4 separate regions of the Homo sapiens genome follow, and all the other regions are linked to region 4. Evidence: read pairs that join two places in POLR2A ChIA-PET (ENCODE). Cell type or tissue: OCI-LY7. All regions are shown on one strand. Region 1 overlaps SLC2A13 (solute carrier family 2 member 13). Region 2 has its middle 8.9 kb from the start of SLC2A13. Region 3 overlaps LRRK2-DT (LRRK2 divergent transcript). Region 4 overlaps LRRK2 (leucine rich repeat kinase 2).

Evidence for each region. ChIA-PET counts read pairs that join two places held together with the same protein. Peaks named below come from ENCODE experiments on the same cell type or tissue, not always from the same donor. Only the 100,000 strongest peaks of a DNase experiment are listed, where the experiment ranks them.
Region 1: POLR2A ChIA-PET joins it to region 4 with 7 read pairs; 2 of 35 experiments call an interaction of 5 or more read pairs at or near these places.
Region 2: POLR2A ChIA-PET joins it to region 4 with 9 read pairs; 4 of 35 experiments call an interaction of 5 or more read pairs at or near these places.
Region 3: POLR2A ChIA-PET joins it to region 4 with 8 read pairs; 3 of 35 experiments call an interaction of 5 or more read pairs at or near these places.

What each region holds. Positions count from the first base shown.
Region 1 is chr12:40,047,807-40,051,806 of GRCh38, reverse strand. SLC2A13 (solute carrier family 2 member 13) reads left to right here. Exons shown (of 10, transcript NM_052885.4): 2 at 3,597-3,756. Among named protein-coding and RNA genes, the nearest start is that of SLC2A13, 56 kb to the left of the region's middle. In OCI-LY7, no CTCF peak of the experiment used is centred here; a DNase peak (open chromatin) is centred at 2,306; H3K4me3 peaks cover 708 bases; H3K27ac peaks cover 1,089 bases.
Region 2 is chr12:40,112,981-40,116,980 of GRCh38, reverse strand. No RefSeq gene overlaps it. Among named protein-coding and RNA genes, the nearest start is that of SLC2A13, 8.9 kb to the right of the region's middle. In OCI-LY7, no CTCF peak of the experiment used is centred here; no DNase peak of the experiment used is centred here.
Region 3 is chr12:40,171,268-40,175,267 of GRCh38, reverse strand. The region is part of intron 1 of LRRK2-DT (LRRK2 divergent transcript); the gene reads left to right. Among named protein-coding and RNA genes, the nearest start is that of LINC02471, 17 kb to the right of the region's middle. In OCI-LY7, no CTCF peak of the experiment used is centred here; no DNase peak of the experiment used is centred here.
Region 4 is chr12:40,230,561-40,234,560 of GRCh38, reverse strand. LRRK2 (leucine rich repeat kinase 2) reads right to left here. Exons shown (of 51, transcript NM_198578.4): 3 at 2,178-2,287. Among named protein-coding and RNA genes, the nearest start is that of LRRK2, 7.6 kb to the right of the region's middle. In OCI-LY7, no CTCF peak of the experiment used is centred here; a DNase peak (open chromatin) is centred at 1,690; H3K4me3 peaks cover 2,006 bases; H3K27ac peaks cover 3,151 bases.

The DNA.
Region 1 (4,000 bases), 180 kb after region 4:
TCCTTTACACTGTGGTTGATCCTTGCCCATTTCTCTAAAAGTAGTCCGCCACCCCTTCCTCAGCAGGATGCTTTTCGTCCTGCCTGAAGGCCCTTACCTAAGCTGATCTGATTGTCTGCAGTACCTCCCAACTCTCCCCTATCTCCAACCTACTCTCACTTACTTATTCACTACATCTCAGCTTAAATATGACTTCTATCCAAGGCCCCTCTGACTCTTCAGGCTGGGCCGGTCCCTTTGCTATAGTCTGATGTTCCTCACACTTCCCCTTTGGCAATACCCATCCCACTCGACTAGCAGACCCTAAGCTCCACGAGAACAGAGCTCATGTCTCTCTCCTACAGCACTATCTCCAAAGTGCTAAACACAGTGCCCAGCTCAGATCCAGTGTCTGATGAATACTCACTGATTAATGGATGCTGCTTCCATGACTTAGGCGCCCTCTGTCTCTCCCATCTTATCTGCACACATATTCCGCCTCACATTTTCTATTTATCTCTCAGAAAACCCCGTGTCATTTCATATAAAGATTTAAGCTCATGTTCTGTGCAGAATTGTCTGCCCAACCTTTCCAACTACCACCTGGTCATTGTCAGCTTGCCACAGTAGAATCCAGTGTATAGCTTTATTATGACCCTTACCATGTTATTTTGAAGTTATTTACTTGATTGTATGCTTTTGTGAGTAGGTCTTGTGTGTACTTTCCTTCATAGCAGGGACCCTATTTTATTTGTTTGTACTCATCCTTATAATCCTGTCACCTACTATAGAAAGAATTGGGATGCCTCATAACTAGAGATGATAATAAGAATAAAAATAATTGCTGATCTTATTGACTACCTTCTGTAAGCCAGGCACAATTTTAAGTGCTTTACTTAACTCATTGAATCCTCTCAACTCCTATGAAGTAGTTACTTTTATTCTTCCTATTTTATAGATGAGGAACTTTAGACCCAGAAAAGTCAAGTAAGTTGTCCAAACTTAACCAGCTGATAAGTGGCAAGGCTGGAATTGAAACCCACTGGTTCCAGAGCCTTCCCTTACTTATGATGATCCGTCAATATAGTTTGTGCCATCAAAATTGGGTTTTAGAATCTTGCTGTCTGCTTTAAATTCTGATTCTTCTACCTACTCATCATGTGACCTGAGGTATGAAAAATGGAGATAATTACATGCCCTTTAAAGGGATATCCTGAGGATTAAATAAGATTATTAGTCCCTATAAAATATCTGCTGAATGTAGGTAGTTGTTGCAGTGTTAAGTCAGCCAGAGCACTCATTGGACAGAAGGTCTTTCATGGTTCTTTCCAACTCCAAATCCAATGAGTCTGTCTTCAATCTTTACCCTTTGTCAGTACGTATTACTTTCAAAGCTCTGGTGTTTGTTTTAAATAATCGAACTTTATCAGGGTCTGAGGACATACCTGCATTTCTGTCAAGTAAAATCTATGTGTTTTTTATGAGCATGTGTTGCCTAAAACCACAGTCCTGATTTCCCATGCTCAAATCTGGGGCTACATGGCTAAATAAAGATCTCTGTCTAAAGAGAACAACCAAATTCCTGTTTATAGTCAGACCATAGCAGAAAAAGAAATCCAAGTTGTAAATTATTGTTTGAATTATGAAAGTTTGAGATGTTCTAATAGTAAAAGAACTAAAGAGAATATACAAATCCCGTGTCAACATTTGCAGCAGATGTTTGTTTCCTCTTTCCAAGTTAGATGAGGGCATTTCAGGGTGGTCTGTGTTATTAAATTGATTAGCAGTCAAATGGAAACTTCAGCTGCTTAGGTGATGATTTAATTGTGAAGACTGTTAATACTGTGTCTATTAGCACATGCTTATTATTCTATGAAACTCAAAGTCGTAAGATTATTGACAGGCACTACAGTAGCAAACAACATTGGTGGAAATTAGTATCTAGTTCTGAGACTTAATGGTTTGACTTGTGTGCAAATTTAATAACTACTTATCAGTAGTTATGCAATAATACAGTGAATTTTCCCAAATAAATATGTATTACTTAAATAAATCTTGCCTATCTGTTCATCTATGTATTTATTTGCCTTGTTCAAAGATGTAACAAAGCAAATAAAAATAGAGGAAAAATACACTTATAATAGGATAAATTACAACTGTTATGGCATTAGGAGAGAGTTTGGGTCACAAAATAATACCTTGAAGTCCAAAACATTGGATGGAGGTGGGCCTTTCTGACTGTGTACATAAAAAGGGAAATGAAAAAAAGCTGCAATTTATAATAGCCATCAACTAACAAAAATCACCTGTAGAAAACCACAACTATTGCAGTTACTGAGACCATAGAGAAATGTCACTTGCTGTATGGAATGTAATAAATAGCACCTTCAACAGCACTTGTACAGAAAACACAGCAACAGGTTTCTTAGTACTGATTCCTTCAACACAAGCTGTTTTTTTGCCATCATAAATTCGTTAAAAAGCAATTAGTTAAAAGCAATTCTATATAGATCTGTTTTATTCATTTTATTGATGTTCTGGCTTAATCTAAGGATTGATTTATAGTATCTAGAGATATAAACATTAAATTTTTTAGGCAATCTTTTTTTTTTTATGGAGGCTTTGGTAAGTATTGATTAGATACAGCAAATCAGTATCTGTCCAACCTTTGGGTAAGGCTGAATACTATAACAGGCTAAATAATACTAAATACTAAAATAGGCTAAATAATCAGACATACATGGAAATTGCAGGGGCCACAAGAGGGTGAGACTTTAAGAAATCATTTGGATTGGCTTAAAGTTCTGTACTATACAACTTTAGGTTTTTAAATACACAGTAAGTGTCAAGATCACTCTGGAGAATTTTAAAAGGACAATCTCATCCCCCACCTCTGTAGTTTTCTATTTAGTAGGTCTGAGGTGGGTGAGGTAAGAGCAATTTTATTTAAAGAAAAAAGTCACATGAGTAATTCTGGTTATCAGTGAAGTTAGAACTACTGCCATAGAGAATACTGCATTAATTTCAGATAGAAAAAAATTTAAAGCTAATATAATCAAATACACCTTAGCTGTAAAACTCTTTTATTCTGAAATGTATACCTAGCCAATTGAATAAGGTGATTTATTATATGAATTTCTTATTAGTAAACCAATTAAAAGTTTAGTAAATCTACTGGCATCTAACTATGTCTTTGAATAGTTAATATGTATCCTAAGATAATTTTTTATTCTCACTATTGTCTGATTACATTTCCATATAGACTAAAAATATTTCAGTAATCATTCTATCTAGAGAACTTTTTTTGCTATTTTTAGTCCTCAAGAAGTTATAAAGCATACTTATATGCACTCTGAAATTATCTTAGGTCTTTAGGGGTGCTTTCATTTGTAGGCTTTCAAGTGATAATAAGAAAAATGATATCTCACATACATTTTTACTTGTCTGCAGTAGCCCCAAATTAGTTATGAACAAAATCTTAAATATGTGGTAAACCTTTGCTTAAAGTAGAAAACCAAGCCCATATATGTAAGTGTATGCCTAAATCTAGCATTAGTATTTATTGCAACAGAAATCTTGAGTAAATGTCTCACATTTACTTTTCATTGTTTTTATAGGCATTGCTTCTATGACAGTGCCAGTGTACATTGCGGAGGTCTCACCACCCAATTTAAGAGGCCGATTAGTCACCATTAATACCCTCTTCATCACAGGAGGGCAGTTCTTTGCAAGTGTTGTTGATGGAGCCTTCAGTTATCTCCAGAAGGATGGATGGAGGTTTGTAAATACTTTTTACATTTAATTTTTCAAATCTTGATTTTGGGGAAGGGGAGAAAAATTGAGAAATCATAGTCAAAATATAGCTGTGTGTTTTGAATCATTATTGCTAATTTATAAGTAGGTGACATTCAGCAAAACTGAGAGTGGACAGGAAGCTGATATTTATTTTGATGATAGACAAGGAACCTACCATTAAGAATTGATATTTACAGGGCTTTTTTAGCATTTAGGTGACATTTCT
Region 2 (4,000 bases), 120 kb after region 4:
GATGTAGTTTGGATATATGTTCCCATCCTAATCTCATATTGAATTATACTCTCCAGTATTGGAGGTGGGGCCTGTGGAAGGTGACTGGATCATGAGAGTGAATTTCTCATGAATGGTTTAGCACCATCCCTTTGATGTTGTCCTTGCAATACTGAGTGACTTCTCATGAGATCTGGCTGTTTAAAAGTGTGTGACAATTCACTTTTTCTTGCTGCTGCTTTCACCATGTGATGTGCCTGCTCCCCCTTTGCCTTCTGCCATGACTGTAAGCTTCCTGAGGCCTCACTAAGAGCAGATGCTGCTATGTTTTCTGTATAGCCTGCAGAACAATAAGCCAATTAAACCTCTTTCCTTTAAAAATTACCTGGCAATGCAAGAATGGCCTGATACGAGGTCTCACTCTGTTGCCAGGCTGAAGTGCTGTGGCATGGTCATAGCTCACTGTGACCTTAAACTACTGGGCTCAAGGGAAACCACTGCCTCAGCCTCCTGTGTAGCTTGGACTACAGGTGTGTGCCACCACGCCCAGAAGATTAAAAAAAATTTTTTTTGTAGCCACAAGGTCTTGCTATGTTGCCCAGGCTGGCCTCAAACTCCTGGCCTCAAGCAATTCTTATGCCTGGGACTCCCAAGGTGGGTTTATAGGCATGAGCCACCATGCCTGGGTTACCTTTTCTTTTCTTTTTTTTTTTTAAATAGTGTTAGCATGGTGTATCTTTGTATATACTTTTATATTCAATCTCTGATAAATAAATATATATAATATTTAATATATTAATTATATTTAAGGTTTGTTTCTTATAGGCAGGATATAGTTGAGTTTTGCAACTTAACTATTCAATTTTATCATCTTTGTCTTTTAATTGGTGTGCTTAGACTACTTATCTTCAATGTGATTATTGATATGGTTGGGCTGTTCTTCACTCCCCTTTTCCTCTTTATTTTCTTTTTCTGCCTTTAAAAGTTTGCTTTTTCTTTCATTTACTTCTTGTTGGCTTCTTTTACATTATTTTGATGCTTTTTTAAGGTATTAAAATATACATCTTTCATTTACTGATATCATACCACACTTCACATGTAGTATGAGAAAACTGCAAGTGTATATTTTCATTTCTGCCCTCCTGGCACTTGTACTATGGCTGTCATACACTTCGTAATGAATATACACACACACAATACATTATATTTATAGAATATAAATTATATAAAATGTATACTATATAATTTACATATGAAATCTTAGAACTTTTGCAAGGGCCAGAGATTCGGACTTGGAGGCTGTTTTCAAGTACATCTTAACTCTCCCATTGCTGCTGCAGTAGAGACCCTTCTGCTGCTGCTACCACTGGGAAAACATACCACAGCTAAAATGTGGACATGGGTACATCCCCACTACAACTGCTGCTGCTACCTCTTCAGGCTGTATGTCCCTCTGTCAGTCCCTACCACCCTCCCTATGATGTACCTTATGGATAGCCTTCCTCTTCATGTTACTCTCTTCCAATTAAAGCCTTGTGCAGATTTGTTGCTTGGCTGAGCCTGGGTCACATGCCTGCCCCTAACTCCAGAGAATGCTGGGAAAGTGAGCTTCTGGCTTCCTATTTTGGCAAGGCAATGTTCGTAATTCAGGCACTTCCCTAAACAGAGAAAAAGGGTCCAAATGTAGGAAGTGATCAAAAAGTATAATAAAAGTCTACTATCTATTGGGAGATAAAAAATATGTATAGATTTTATCCAAGCAGAAAACATAGTTTTAAAAATAAAGACACAAAGCAATTTTGCTACACACCTAAACTATAACAGAAACCTAAAGCTTTATTTTTTAATATCAGCAAAGGCTTTAAAATTATGGGAGTATATTAGTTGACTGCTTTCCCCTCCTCATTCACACTGTGAGTCTCTCATCCATCAGGATGATAATTGAAAGCTCAGTCTATACTTAGCCTGTAGGTCTGTGAGAAATAGCTGTGATTACTATGGGGCTCCTGCATGGAAATTTCATGGCAATTTTACAAAGCAAAGATCATACAGAAGAAATTGACTTTGCTTTTCTTGTCAGTGCACTATTACATTCTTATTTTCTTTCCAAATCACTCCCTGATGAATATCTGCCATCATTAGCCAGTGGCAATAACATATTTACTGAATTTTTCTATACTCTTCCAAACATCTCTTATAACAAATAAATAACTCAGAGAAAATAATGCAATTATCTTAACTCTTCAGCTCAGAAACACATTTCTTTTTTGTATTGCATTCTGAGGAATGTTTTTTTCCCACTAGGAAGCTTTATTTTTCTTTTTAGTATTAGGGAGAGCTACTAAAATGGTTCATCTCTTTCTAGTTCTCTACAGAGTTCAGAGTAATTTTCCGAGATGAGAGATCATTGACTGATAAGTATATAGACTTAGCTTTCAGCTTCAAAATTTTCAAGACTTTTTTCAAAGATTTTCAAAGCATTGATTCTTAGTCTATGTTTTGAGATTTATGGATTTATATAATATTTCTATTCTTTGAATATTTTTCTTAAGAAGAATGTGCAAAACCACAGAGTGATAGGCAGAGTGATCACATGTCTGGTTAGTAGCTAAGAAAGATGTTCATTAATATGGAGACAATACACACAGAAGTTGTGCATTGCTACTTGTAATCTAGAACTCCCCAAATTGATGATAAAACAGACAGTGATCACTAGTAGGCCAGATAAAGGTAGAAACTAAGTAGATTTTAAAACTGAAGTAAAGTAAATTATTAACTCTTTAATTTGATCAGCTGACATTTCATAAATAATTTTGGTACCAATTAGGAATAACTATTTTTGTTACAGTTTTGTTTTTCATATTATTGTCTTGAAATGGAGAAAAAAAGTCATTGTATTTAAATAATTTTTAAATTTCAGTCCATCCATCTTTTGTCTCCCGTGAACTTGACTAGAAATTTGTCTTTATCAGTTCTTTGGTATATAATAATTTATATGATCATCTAGTTTTACACATGGGCATGTGGTGTTTTCCTACTTGAGAATGAGAACAATTAAGGACTGTGCCAAATAAACTACTTTTCATAGAGTAAATGCTCAAAAAACAGTATATTTCTATTAAAATCTATAATGTATGCAATGTGTTTCTTAAGATAAAGCATTTTATGTCTCATTGGTTGCTCAGTTAAAATCTGACCACTGGTTGGACTAGAGTTGGGGTTTAGATGTGATGCTCTACAGGCACTTCATGTTACCTCAAGTTGTTATTATTTCATTGTATTATCCTTAAATGTGGAAAGTCATGACTTACATACCCATGTCAATCAGAGTCCATACAGACTGATACCATTCATTGATTCATTAATATGTTCTTGGAATAAATATTTGAGCCCCTACATGCGGCAGCACTGTACTAGCTGGCCTCAAGGGCTTTAGTGTTAAACAAAGCAAACACAGGCCTTGCTCTCATTTACTAAGGACACTCTTTAATTGCAGGCCAAGTTGTAGATTAAACCTCTCTAATTGCACCTATGAAGATAAGTTTTCTAAAAGAATTCCCAGTTTAAGAAAATCACAGGAAGAGAGTAGTGAATGCTCCAAAGGATCTCTGTCTCACATTTATTGACTCTTAGCATGAAAATCAAATGTGAAAGCAACTTCAGCATTACCCAAAGGTGGTTCAGTGTATTCTAGGTATAAAAATGTTCCATGGTATACATTTGTATTAGTCCGTTTTCACATTGCTATAAAGATACTACCAGAGGCTGTGTAATTTATAAACAAAGGAGGTTTAATTGACTCACCATTCTGCATGGCTTGGGAGGCCTCAGGAAACTTACCATCATGGCAGAAAGGGAAGCAAGCACCTCTTCACAAGGTGGCAGGAAAAAGAAGCATGAAGGAGGAATTTCTAAACACTTATAAAGCCATCAGATCTCATCAGAACTCACTTTCATGAGAACAGTATGGGAGGAACTGCCCCTATGATCCAATCACCTCCCTCCTTTGACACGTGGGGAT
Region 3 (4,000 bases), 59 kb after region 4:
ATATGAATTGATCACCCAGTTGCAGGAAGTTGTATCTGAGTCAGAGAACAGTGGTTCTCTCTTCTATGTGGGTAGGCCTGCCAGGTATAAATACCACTCAGCCACACCAAACACAATGGAGCCACTTGTGCCTGGATGCAAAAAGTAAACTAAGTGTGGCATATCCTCCAGCTTGAACCATAAAGCATAAAGAGCCTACCCAACAATCAATATGTATCAATGAATGTCAAGTTCTAAGTTACCAGAATTACCATCTCTTCTATGAGACAGTATTATAGGTTGAATTGCGCCCCACCAAAAAATGTTTAAGTACTAAACCCGAGAACCTACGGATGTGATCTTCTTTGGAAATAAGGTCGTTGCAGATGTAATCAATGTAAGATGAGATTGACCTAGCACAGTGGCTCACACCTGCAATCCCTGCACTTTGGGAGGCTGAGGTGGGTGGTTCACAGTTCAAGAGATCGAGACCATCCTGGCCAACATGGTGAAACCCCATCACTACTAAAAATACAAAAAATCAGCTGGGCGTGGTGGCATGCACCTGTAGTCCCAGCTACTCAGGAAGCTGAGGCAGGAGGATCACTTGAACCCAGGAGGCAGAGGTTTCAATGAGCTGAGATCGTGCCACTGCACTCCAGCCTGGCAACAGAGCAAGACTCCATCTCAAAAAACAAACAAACAAACAAACAAAAAACAATGTAAGATAAGATCGTACTGGATTAGTGTGTACCCTGGTGCAATGACTTGTGTCCTTATAAGAAGAGATACATTAGGACACAGAAACACACAGGTGGGCAAAAGACCATGTGAAGACAGAGGCAGAGATTGGTATGATGCAGCTGCAAAGCCAGGAATGAATGCCAACTGCCAGCACCCACCAGAAGCTAGGAAGAGGCAATGAAGGATACTTTCCTAGAGCCTTCAGAAGAAGGCATGGCCCAACCAACACCTTGATTACAGAATACTAGCCTCAAGAACTATGAAATAATAATTATGAAATAATAAGGCACCCAGTTTGTGGTACTTTGTTATGGCAGCCCTAAGAATCTAATGCAGGATTGAAAAAGGAATGGATTGGAGAGAAAATATGGAAGTGTTCCTTCCCTTCCAACTCTCCCTCAAGTGGGGAAAGATATTTTTGTAGAAGTTTTATTAAACCTATTAGTAGAAGCAAAAATTCAGGAGAAAAACAGGGAAGTTCTCACTCTCCAATATTTTATTTCTTCATATCCCATTGGGTGAAATAGCCAAGCCTATGTTTGGGCATGCATTTCTCTTGGGGAGACCAGCTGAGCATCTGGGCCAGCCTTCCCCACCTTCATGAGCCTGCTTATGTCTGTTCCCCTGTGTCTTCCTTACTCAGTGAACTGGGGAGTTTAGCACTGGACCCAGTGATCTTTGAAATAGGTCAGAAAGAGACAGAAATTATCTAATTCTATAGACATGGTACAACCTACGCCAAAAAATCGTTTTCTATTTCCTATTTCAAAATGTACTCAGCCATTAGTCTTAAAACACTCACCAGAGATTGGTTATGAAATAACATCCTCAGCCCAGTTTTTAAATGAACCTTTCACTTCCATTATTAAATCCCAGAAAGAAATTAAAGTCCAAAAGTAAAGTTTCTGTCCATATTTTAAATTTAAGTTTAAAGAAATTGAAGCTCAGTATTGTTTCCTTTCTAATTCTGTTTTCACCTCAGTCTCAGCATCAGGGTCTACCTGGTGCCTATGGCCAGGACTACCTTCTCCTGGAATGGCTTAGTTCCTTCAATCTTTTAAGAGTTGATTTAATCCAACATAGTCTCATGTGTCGCACTGGTGAGAGGACAACTCAGGAGGTTTTGGGTTTTGGGTTTTCCCTGGGTTCTTCCAGGGAAGTCATTCTAGTTTGTTTCTTGTGATCTTGTCTCTTTTATTATTAGCAGTAGTAGTATTGTTAAAATTAATAATAATATTACCATTATTGTAATTCATATAATAGCATATTTATGCTTTAGGCACTAGTCTAAGACTTTTAGACATTTTATCTCATTTAATCTTTCCAACAATCTTGGGAGATCCAATTCTTAATATTCCTGTTTTATAGATGAGGAAACAATGGCACAGAGACTTAACCAATAACAGCAATAGCTGAGGTCCGAATCCTGGCAGTGTGGCTCCAGAGGTCACAGTCTTAACGATTATACAACATTGCTTTTACAAACCATGTTTGATTTGGGGGGGATCCAGTCATAAATTTTGATCAAGAGACAAATAAATTTGACCTCTTTTTCTGAGCAACATGTTTCAAAACAGTTGGATGGGCATATCTCATTAACTTATTTTTTTTCTTTTCCAGCTTGACATCTAAGTTCTCAACATTTTTCTTAATTGCCTGTGCTTCTTTTAGTTCCATCAACAAGACTTCTTTCATTTGTGCTTTGGAGTGTTGCCACTCTTTCTAGAACAACTAGTTTTCTTTCATATCTGACTTGCCTTTAACATTTTCCATGAGATGTACAAATACATATATATCTATGTAAAATCATTATTTAAAGTATCTAAAGAAAGTATCTAAAGAAATAATGATCAAGTACAAAGTTCACTAATTTTTTTTTTTTTTTTTTTTTTTTTTTTTTTTGAGATGGAGTCTCACTCTGTTGCCCAGGCTGGAGTGCAGTGGCGCAGTCTTGGCTCACTGCAACCTCCACCTCCCGGGTTCAAGTGATTCTCCTGCCTCAGCCTTCAAAGTAGCTGGGATTACTGGCACCCAGCATCAACTCCAGCTAATTTTTGTATTTTTGTAGAGACAGGGTTTCACCATTTTGGCCAGGCTGGTCTTGAATCCTGACCTCAGGTGATCCACCTTTCTCACCCTCCCAAAGTGCTGAGATTACAGGCGTGAGCCACCGTGCCCAGCCGAAAGTTCACCATTGTTAAGCGACATTGTTTTGTGTTTTTTTAGATGCAGGTACTTCAACCAATTCTTTTTATTTCATATTCTTCATATGATGGAGTTGTTTTTTTTTTTTTTTTTTTTTTTTTTTGAGACGGAGTCTCGCTCTGTCACCCAGGCTGGAGTGCAGTGGCGCCATCTCGGCTCACTGCAAGCTCCGCCACTCAGGTTCATGCCATTCTCCTGCCTCAGCCTCCCGAATAGCTGGGACTACAGGCACCCGCCACCACGCCCGGCTAATTTTTTATATTTTTAGTAGAGATGGGGTTTCACCGTGTTGGCCAGGATGGTCTCTATCTCCTGACCTCGTGATCCGCCCGCCTCAGCCTCCCAAAGTGCTGGGATTACAGACATGAGCTACCGCGCCCAGACGATGGATTTTTTAATAAAGTATCAAAAGCTTTTTCAGAGAACTTTATTTCTTTGAGGGAATCCCAAGTATGAAAGGTAGTCAATTGAAAATATAACAAAAAACAACCTACATAGATATATGCCATTTCTGAGATCAAAGAACTTCTTTAATCCATTCCCTTTTACAAATGTTTTTTAAAAGAAAAATCTATGTGCTTTATTATGACACCAACCATGGTCATTGCCCAAGTCCTTTAAAAAAAAACCACAAGTCCTGGCAGTTGTCCATATTCTGTCTGATATTTCCCTATGCACCCAGTTCCGATAGGCAGTTTTCTCAGTTGAAAGAGGATGAGTTAGGAAAAGTCTGATTTTGGAGTCAAGCTTCCACTTATACCTCCACAGTTATTTTCAAAAAAACTTACACAATTCTAAATCATGCAAACCATTGTATTTCATAGTATGTATATTGTACAAATAGCAAATAAGTCTATCCATTGTATAAGAAGTTAAAATTTTTTATGGCAGTTCTCTTCTGAAATTCCTTTTAGTTAGCAGTTTAACCATCTTTTAAAAGGAGAAAATAATATAAACTCACAAAAAAGTTGTGGGGAGGTTTTCAGATTATACAATCTATTTTTATCTAAGACCTACAGCAAAGTTGTACTTTCCCTTTTAAATGAAAACTATATTTCTCTTTCACTAACCT
Region 4 (4,000 bases):
CTAAAAATACAAAAATTAGCTGGGCGTGGTGGCGTACTCCTGCAGTCCCAGCTACTCGAGAGGCTGAGGCAGGAGAATCACTTGAACCCGGGACACAGAGGTTACAGTGAGCCGAGATCACGCCACTGCACGCCAGCCTGGCAACAGAGAAAGACTCTGTCTAAAAAAAAAAAAAAAAAAAAAAAAAAAAAGTGAATTTAGCATATCAATAATGTTTAGTTAGTTCAAGATAAGATTTTAATCCCTATGTTATTAATCCCAAAATATAATCTCTAGTCTATTCCTGCAAAGCATTGTTTGGCTTTACATTATTGGAAGAAGACTGAGCTGGCCACATCTAGAGTTTTGTATGTATTCAAGAAACGTTGCATAATCTCCATTTGGCAATTGGAGGACCTGAATGAAGCCAGTCTTCGATTCTCTGCCAGCCTTCCTCCTAATCACCCTGCCCCTACCTCTCCCTATACCATTCCCACAATTCCTGACTTTATTACCACGGAAGAAATTTTTCTTCAGTACTGGTAAGTCTTTGGAGGGAAAAGGCCTTGAAAAAAGAGAAATCTGTTTTACAATCAATTTTTGCTGGGAGTGATCTAATACACTCCACTGGAGACAGCAGTGTGTCTATCTTCTTCACAACTGCATGGTTTCTGACCCAGAGGACAGGCTTCAAAAACATTCAATGAATAGAAGATGAATGACTGGATGAACAAAGTGAGTGAATGAGTAAGTGAGTGAGTGAATGAAATTTCCTACATAAACTTTTATGTAATTTAATTTGAACAGTTGGTTTGTACAGGAATATGACTAGATGAGTTTCCCAAACACTCCCTGAGGTTATAGACTGGCTCATCTTTGGACTTCCTGGAAATTATCACCCAAACCAAGGGACATTTAAAGTTACAATTCCTAATTACTGGTATATTTTGAGTAATTCCTCATCAAATGCTGTATACTTTAGAACTGATACATAGAATTACAGAGATTAGATTGAAGACGAGAACTCCAATTAATTGTAAATATGCTCTTTCCAAAACACACCCTTTATGTACTGAAAACAAGAAGAGCAACACATTTGTCAAAGAGGGGAAAATGTATAAGCACAGACATGTTCACTTATGGACAAACACATAGCTCTAATTTGTCTAAATTTATAGCACTACTTGACACTGATCAGCAATACAAACACCTGAAAATTTTTCATAAATTAAATTTTCATAAACCATATACCATTGGAAGCCAAAAAATATTCACAATTTCCTTTTCTGTGATAAAGAAAAGTCATATTAGGTATAAAAAAGATTTAAAGTTAATGACAAAAGGTTTGTTTGTTTGTTTGTTTTTGAGACAGAGTGTCGCTCTGTCACCCAGGCTGGAGTGCAGTGGTGCAATCTCGGCTCACTGCAACCTCCGCTCACTGCAACCTCCGCCTCCCAGGTTCAAGTGATTCTCCTTCCTCAGCCTCCTCAGTAGCTTAGAAGATATTTTTTAACTGTCAAGAAACAAAGCTATCCAAAATGTATTTTCCTGGAAACACATTCTTCTTGAGAAAATATTTTCTTAATTAATGATGGCTAAGGAAGTAGTCTCATCTAAGAAGCCATTATGCTGCAAACTGCAAAAACATAGCTGGTAAAATTACTATCAAGATTTGGCTACAGATGTGCTGAAAGTTAATTTCCTCTTTCTTAACTCTTTCTGAAAGCCATAGTTTAAACTTACTGTATATATAGGAATATATATATAAATGTACTATTTAAAGACAGTAGAACATCAACTTTCAAATTACTACTTACAGAACTAACTTTTCTCAGTTCCCATTTTTTTAAGAACTAGTGGTTTGTATCGATTCTATTATTAAAAGCCAAAATCTCTTCATGGTTTGAATTCAAAAGTACTCATCAAAAATCTACAACTTAACCAGTTTTATAATTATATGATTATATTATTAAAATAATAACTTCTGACATGTTACCTTAAATGTTTGCTTTCTAAATCAAACTTCTGAGTTTAAAGCTCTCTATAAATGTAAATCATTGACTCAAGGAAAAATATCTGTATTTTAAAGAATTCCACAGGAGTAGCCTTGGATTGCAAACACAGTGTATCAAGGGAAGGTTGTCATGTGTACAAATAAATACTCAAGGCCATTTGTTTTACATATCTATCATACTTACTGGTGAACACCAAGGACTTCCCAATCATTTCCAACATCCTGGGGTCCCATTAAGCTTTGCATTGTACCTGGACAGACTTCTATTAATTTGCACAGAAGTGACCAACCCACCTGAAAACAAGAAAGACATATATTCACATGTTTTAAAGAATGTTAATAGAGCATACTCAGTCAAACATGAATCTCTTCAATCTTAGTGGAATAGATGCTTATCTCACTTGTAAACAATGGTTATACAACAAAATGATACCCTAAAATGCTTACCCAGAAACAAAAGCAAGCCGTATTCTTAGGATACACCTTTCTCCAAAAATCATACCAGAAAGACATACAAAAAATACAACATTTCAGCCGGCAGTTTGAGACCAATGTGGCCAAGATGGTGAAACCCAGTCTCTACTAAAAATACAAAAATTAGCCAGGCATGGTGATGGGCGCCTGTAATCTCAGCTACTCGGGAGGCTGAGGAAGGAGAATCGCTTGAACCCAGGAGGCAGAGGGTGCAGTGAGCCAAGATTGTGCCACTGCACTCTAGCCTGGATGACAGAGCAAGAATCCATTTCAAATATATATATATTATATATATATATAATTTAATTTATACATAATATATAATATATATAATTTATATATATAAATACATATAATTTCTAAATTATGAAGAACATAGACATGCCAATTGTCTAAATAAGGCAAAATAAAATAAACTATAAAAAATAGTTTTAGAGGTTGTACCAAGATTATTAAGTGCAAGAATGGCTATACCAGATCCTTAGTACTTTTTTTTTCTTGTTTTTTTTTTTTTTTTGGTTTTGTTTTTGTTTTTGAGATAGGGTCTCACTCTGTCACCCAGGCTGGAGTGCAATGGTGCAATCATAGATCACTGCAGCCTAGAACTCCTGTCCTTAGGTGATCCACCCACTTCAGCCTCCCAAGTAGCTGGGACTACAGGTATGTGCCACCACACCCAGCTAATTTTTTTTTTTTTTTTTTTGTGAAGACAGGGGTCTCGCTCTGTTGCCCAGGCTGGTCTCAAGCTCCTGGGCTCAAGCAATCCTCCTGACTTGGCCTCTCAAAGTGCTGGGATTACAGGCGTGAGCCTCTGCACCTGGCCCTTAGTAGGTTTTAAGTCATATCTACCTGACAGAATTTCCTCCACATATTTAAAATTTTAATTATAGGAAAAAATGAAGTGGCTTATAATGAAGGATTAGGTGAAGTTGGAGATTTTAGTAGCAAAATGTAAGTTATCAGAATGGCTGCTCCCCAAGTAATGAAGCTAGAATAATAGAGGCAAGAAACGTGGCATTTTTAGCAATTGAATCTACATCTGATAGGAGAAAAAGAGAAAGAGCTCTATAAAATAGACAGGAGGTAGAACTCCTCAATGGCTCCCTCCAGATTTCTCTAGAATGAATTGATAAGGTCTAGAGATCACAGACACCCCTAGTAGGCTCTTTCACATTTCGAAATAAAATATGAAATTATAGATGCATTTTAAGTATATCTTCACTCAGTCTGTTTACAAGATGCCAACTTGACTAAGTTGCTCTTTACCTCTGAAAAAAAAATTGAAAGTCCTGATTTCAAACCGGAGATGAAAATTAACCTATTCTTCCTACTGTAGACTCCTCCCTCTCTAAATGTAAAGGATCTCCAATTCATTCTATTATACTATAGAACTATACTTGACATGGTCAAAAAAAAAAAAAAAAAGAGAAAGTGCATATATGTACCCTCTAGAGACTAATGGAAAAGTATCTAAGTGTGATGTGTAATAAATACCAATATAATAGAAATACTGAAAGTAAGACTCAGTGTGAG